2 separate regions of the Homo sapiens genome follow, and region 2 is linked to region 1. Evidence: chromatin loops called from intact Hi-C (ENCODE). Cell type or tissue: MCF 10A. All regions are shown on one strand. Each heading gives the region's core, and the rest is flanking DNA. Links, peaks and the distances in the headings are about the cores only.

Region 1 (2,809 bases), core at 288-2,787:
CCTGAGGATGGATCAAGGGGTTACCCTTAAGTCTGGTGAGGATCCAAGGTGATCCCTTGGCCAGGGGCCCCTGGCTGACCCTGACTGCTTCCTGGTCTGTCTGCTTCTCCCTAGATCAGCCTGTCCTCGGGGACCCTGCTTCTGCTGCTGGGTGTGGCGGCTCTGACCACTGGCTATGCAGTGCCCCCCAAGCTGGAGGGCATCGGTGAGGGTGAGTTCCTGGTGTTGGATCAGCGGGCAGCCGACTACAACCAGGCCCTGGGCACCTGTCGCCTGGCAGGCACAGCGCTCTGTGTGGCAGCTGGAGTTCTGCTCGCCATCTGCCTCTTCTGGGCCATGATAGGCTGGCTGAGCCAGGACACCAAGGCAGAGCCCTTGGACCCCGAAGCCGACAGCCACGTGGAGGTCTTCGGGGATGAGCCAGAGCAGCAGTTGTCACCCATTTTCCGCAATGCCAGTGGCCAGTCATGGTTCTCGCCACCCGCCAGCCCCTTTGGGCAATCTTCTGTGCAGACTATCCAGCCCAAGAGGGACTCCTGAGCTGCCCACATGGCCTAAGATGTGGGTCCTGGATCCTTCCCCCCTTCTCACCATAACCCCCTCTCAGTGTTTCCCCAACTTCTCCCTTTTAGCAGGGTCCCTTTAGAGCCCAACTCCAGGTCAAATCTGGAGCTCAAATCCCAGTGCTCCCTCCCCAGGAGTGGGGCCCCAACTCTTCCAAGATACCAGCATTCCTCAAGTCCTCCCAAAACTTCCTACCCACACCCTCTTCCCAAGGCCCTCAGGGGCAGAAAACATCTCCTTCAACCCGTCCCCACTCCTTCCTCTGCATGACCTTGGGCAAACCCTTGCCCTTTCAAGCCATCAGCTCCTGCCTCTCTGCCATGAGGGCTTTGGATCAGATTCCTCTTCTCGCCAGGATGAGGACACGCACTGCCCTCCATAGACACAGATGAAGGGGTGGGGGTCATTCAGCTCGAATGGGTCCCAGATGCTCACTTGGCCTTTCCCTGCAGGATGAGTGAAGACGTTTGCCTCTCACAGTGTGTCTTCTACCTGCATTTTGGCATCAGAGCCCCCCAGCCCACCCACCACAGGCAATTACTAGCCCTAGTTGATAGGTGAGGTGGGTGAAGAAGGCTGGAGGTGACATGTCCGAGGTCACACAACAAAGCAGCATGCAGGAACTAGAAACACATCTTCAGCCTCCTCCTGGGCCAGCTCTTGTGCTACAGGTGGGGCGGAGCCAGCCCCTCACCTTCCTGGTTCCCTGAGGGTCCTCAGGGTGGAGGACAGGTTTGGCCCAGAAAGACTAGCCAGAGGCCTGATGGTCCCAGGTGGCTCTGGATATACTTTGGATATGGATTTAAATGGTCTCTAAGAGCCGGGGGTAGGGGGCAGGAAAAGTGGGTTGTCTTTGCCCCTCAAAGTCCACCTACCTAGAAACCAAGCCCACGGTCTTGGCCGTGACCCTGATAATAAATGGGCTCTCTCAGAGGCGCCAGCCCCTCCCTCCCCAGCCGGAGGCGTCATCTCTCTTCTGTACCACTAGAGGGAGCTCTGATGCAGCTGGAGAGCAGCGCTCAAGGCTCTCGCCCCTCCCCTCCCTAACCCTTACCTTCAGTCTCCACCAGCCTGAAGGGCCTCCTAGGGGATCCTCAGGCGGCCCCCACCAGGGCACACCCTACTGTCCTTGTGCCTCACGCCCCCTCCTCATCCTGCACCCCTTCCATCCCACCTTCCCTTTCAATAAACAGCTGGGATGGATACTGACTTTGTTTCCTTTCTCCCTGGCCACTGGGGCGTGGGGAGGAGAAAGACACAGACTCAGGAGCACCTACTGTGTGCTGGGCACGACCCATTATTTCTCATTCGCTCCTCAGGATAACCTGTTGAGAAAGGAATTATTGTCTTCTTTTTTTTTTTTTTAAGATGTTGTCTCGCTCTGTCGCCCAGGCTGGAATGCAGTGGGGCGATCTTGGCTCACTGCAACCTCTGCCTCCTGGGTTCAACCAATTCTCCTGCCTCAGCCTCCCAAGTAGCTGATATTACAGGTGCACGCCACCACGCCTGGCTAATTTTTGTATTTATAGTGGAGACGGGGTTTTACCATGTTGGCCAGGCTGGTCTTGAACTCCTGACCTCAAATGATCCGCCTGCCTCGGCCTCCCAAAGTGCTGGGATTACCGGGTGAGCCACCTTACCCAGACTTATTGTCTTCATTTTACAGATGCGGTAACTGATGATCAGAGAGGTGAGTGATTTATTTTTTATTTTTATTTTTAATTCTTTTTTATTTTTTTCGAGACGGAGTCTGGCTCTGTCACCCAGGCTGGAGTGCAGTGGCACGAGCTCAGCTCACTGCAAGCTCCGCCTCCCGGGTTCATGCCAGTCTCCTGCCTCAGCCTCCCAAGTAGCTGGGACTATGAGTAGCTGGGACTACAGGTGCCTGCCAACACACCCAGCTAATTTTTTGTATTTTTAGTAGAGACAGAGTTTCACCATGTTAGCCAGCATGGTCTCAAATCTCCTGACCTCGTGATCCGCCCGCCTCGGCCTCCCAAAGTGCTGGGATTACAGGCGTGAGCCACCGCGCCCGGCCTATTTTTAATTCTTTTTATTTCAGTAGCCTTTGGGGTCAAAGTGGGTTTTGGTTACATGAATTAGTTCTATAGTGATTCTGAGATTTTAGTACACCTATCACCTGAGCAGTGTATACTGTACCCAATACGCAGTTTTTTATCCCTCATCCCCTCCCAACCTCCCTGGACTCAGTCCCCAAAGTTCGTTATATCACTCTGTATGCCTA
Region 2 (2,809 bases), core at 191-2,690, 210 kb after region 1:
CAAGCAATCTCCCCATCTCGGCCTCCCAAAGCACTGGGATTACAGGCGTGAGCCAGTGTGCCCAGTCTCTGCACAGTTTTGCTCTAAGTCTAAAACTTCTCTAAAAAAGTAGTCTATTAAACATAAAAAACAAAATGAAAACCCCCACACATTGTGTTTATATGTAAAATAGAATTCGGTCCTTGGCTCAGATAATTAAAAACAAGGTTTTTACCTACACTAATTACCAAAGGGAGATTTGAAAATCATGACTTGAGATGCACTGCAGGATGTCTGCACCCTTGCTCCCCTCCTGCATGGCCGGGGCACCCCCTGGTCACTGGGAACTCTCCAACACTCTTGGTGACATTGCCCCCTTGAGGATCTCTGCACTGGATCTTTGCTCCCTCTCCTGCAGAACCCACAACTGCTGACTTACTGATCTTGGGTGATGTCTGATTAAAAAGTCTCCCCAGGCTTAGGAAACTCAAGGTGCCACTGTGGACACAGCTCCCACATTTCAGCTTCCAGAAATCCTGCTTCAAATCCAGATCCCAGCACTCCCTCATTATGTGGACTTGAATGAGTCACATCAATTTATTGAGCTTCAGTTTCCCCATTGATGGGAAAAAGGGTGATTGATAATACCTGCCATACTTTATATTCATAATGAATATAATGAGTATATTCATTAACTCAGTAAATATATATTGAACACCTACTGTCTGTGCTGAGAATTCAACAGCGAGCAGAACAAACATCTCTGCCTTATTGGAGCTTATGGTCTCGTGATGGGGACAGACAAAAATCAAACAAATATATGAGATAATGTCAGTGATAAATAAAAATAAGGCAGAGTCACAGATGGAAAGAGGGTAGGGCAAGGGATCCTTGGTAAGTGTCGTCCTGGATGGCTTCCCAGAGGAGATGGCATTTGAACAGGGCTGGGAATGAAGTGAAGGAACGTGCCACGAAAGTCTCAGGGCGAAGAGGCAACAGCAAACACCAAAACCCTGAGGTGGGAATGTGCTTGGTGAATTCGAGAAACAGCAAGGAGGCCAGTGAGGCCGGTGGGGAGTAAGAGGGAAGAGAAAGTGAGGACAGAGAGATCTGGAGAAGCCAGACTCTGTAAGGAATTGGGGGTTTATCCCAAGTGCAGCAGGGAGAAAACTTGAAGAGTTATTTACTGGGGAAGGCTTCCTGTGTTGTGTGCCCTTGCAGGTGAGAAAAGGTGATGAGCCCACTCTAAAGCCAACTCTATGGCCCATGACCGTGGTCTGGGACACTTTGAGCAGAAAGCGTCCTGTTCTCCTTGGAGTCAAAGGATTGGTGACAGTGTCTGCCATGCTGTAGTTTCCACAAAATACCACCAGGTGACGACTCTGGGTCACGCTTCTAACTTGTGGGTTCTTGATTCCTGGAGGGCTTTTGCTAAAACACAGACTGCTCCTGGCCCCAGCCTTCCAAAGCGCTGGATTACAGGTGTGAGCCACCACACCTGGCCTGACAGCCATGTTTTTAGCTTTTAAAAGCAAAACTTTGGCATTAGCACTATCTCTGTGAGAGGGGCCGATCATTCCTGTTTTCCAGATGGGTCTATGAGGCTCAGAGAGGAGAAATCATTGTCTCCATGAGCAAAAGTGATAAAACTGGCACTCGGCCCCCATGTCTGCCTGACTTCAAGGCCCCCAATCCTTCAGGGATGCCACACCCATGTGCCCAGTGAGGCTCTGGGAATTTTAAAAACTCATCCAATTTAATCCTTACAACTGAACAAATCCCATGCAACGTTAATGTCTCCATTTTAGAGATGAGAAAACTGAGGACTAGAACTGAGAAATAAGTCACCTGATGTCGCTGAGCTGTTCTAAGGCTGACATCATGCATTTTGGAGTCAGAGAGACCTGAATCTCAACTCTAGCTCACACTCTCCCTAGCTATGTTCACCTGATTTCTCTGAGCCACAGTTTAAGATGGGAATAAGAGCCCCTCCTGCTTGGTAGCTGTTGGTAATATTTATGAACAAATCTAGGCCTGGGGCCTCTTAGGCTTACAGTGGCACCAGCCTCTTCTGTTCTGGAATCAGGAGGGAAAGTGATTGACCCGGCATTGGCCATCCCTGGCCTGGCTGGGATCAGAAGGGTCCTGGAAGGATAGGCAGTACCCGGCAAAGACTGGGGAGGGAGCTTGCTTAGCAGAGGTGTGAGGGACCTCACAGGAGTCCCCACAGGGTGTCCAGGTAGGCATAGGTATGGACGGCTGGACAGGGACTCCAGTTGGCCAACCAAGAACAGGGATAGAGCTTGGGCTTTGGGGTCAGGCAGCTTGAAGCTCTGGGTTCCAGCTCCCAGATCTGTAAAGTGGAACAGTAATGACTCTTCCCTGTTTTGGATTATTGAGAGGACCCCGGGGAACAGTGGGCTCAGCTGGAGGGATGACATTCTAAAGTGTTCTCTGGGACCTTAACCCCAGTCTCACAGGAGATGGGCCTTTGACTGTGGCCTTTCTGAAACCTGAGAATGTTAATGGTCACATAACGTTAGTAACAGTGATGGCAGATAACATCTGTCATGGATTAGAGGCCACTGGGAGGTTCTCCCTCACAGTTCTGGGTTCTTTGGATCAGAAACATGGCACAAACACACAGCCAAGGGTGGTTTAGGGCCTTGCAACTTACAAAGTCCTTCCATAGCATTGCACTGCACCCTGTGTTAAGATAAATTCTCCAAGCTTTAAGCACTCTGCTAAGTGCTTGACAGGCCTTATTTTATTCTTCCAAAACACTTTGAAGTGGGTGTTGCCTTGACCCCCATTCTTCAGCTGAGGAAAT

Evidence for each region. Hi-C counts contacts between places; a loop is a spot of excess contacts. Peaks named below come from ENCODE experiments on the same cell type or tissue, not always from the same donor. Only the 100,000 strongest peaks of a DNase experiment are listed, where the experiment ranks them.
Region 2: a loop joins it to region 1, with 11 times the contacts of the local background. A loop is called at or near these places in 5 of 110 quality-filtered maps.

The regions. Positions count from the first base shown.
Region 1 is chr20:353,096-355,904 of GRCh38, forward strand. It overlaps NRSN2 (neurensin 2), which reads left to right. Exons shown (of 5, transcript NM_001323682.2): 5 at 115-1,767. The coding sequence ends at 540. Among named protein-coding and RNA genes, the nearest start is that of NRSN2, 7.4 kb to the left of the region's middle. In MCF 10A, for the core only: a CTCF peak has its summit at 1,545 (motif pointing right); a DNase peak (open chromatin) is centred at 1,566.
Region 2 is chr20:560,538-563,346 of GRCh38, forward strand. No RefSeq gene overlaps it. Among named protein-coding and RNA genes, the nearest start is that of CSNK2A1, 18 kb to the left of the region's middle. In MCF 10A, for the core only: a CTCF peak has its summit at 1,359; a DNase peak (open chromatin) is centred at 1,354.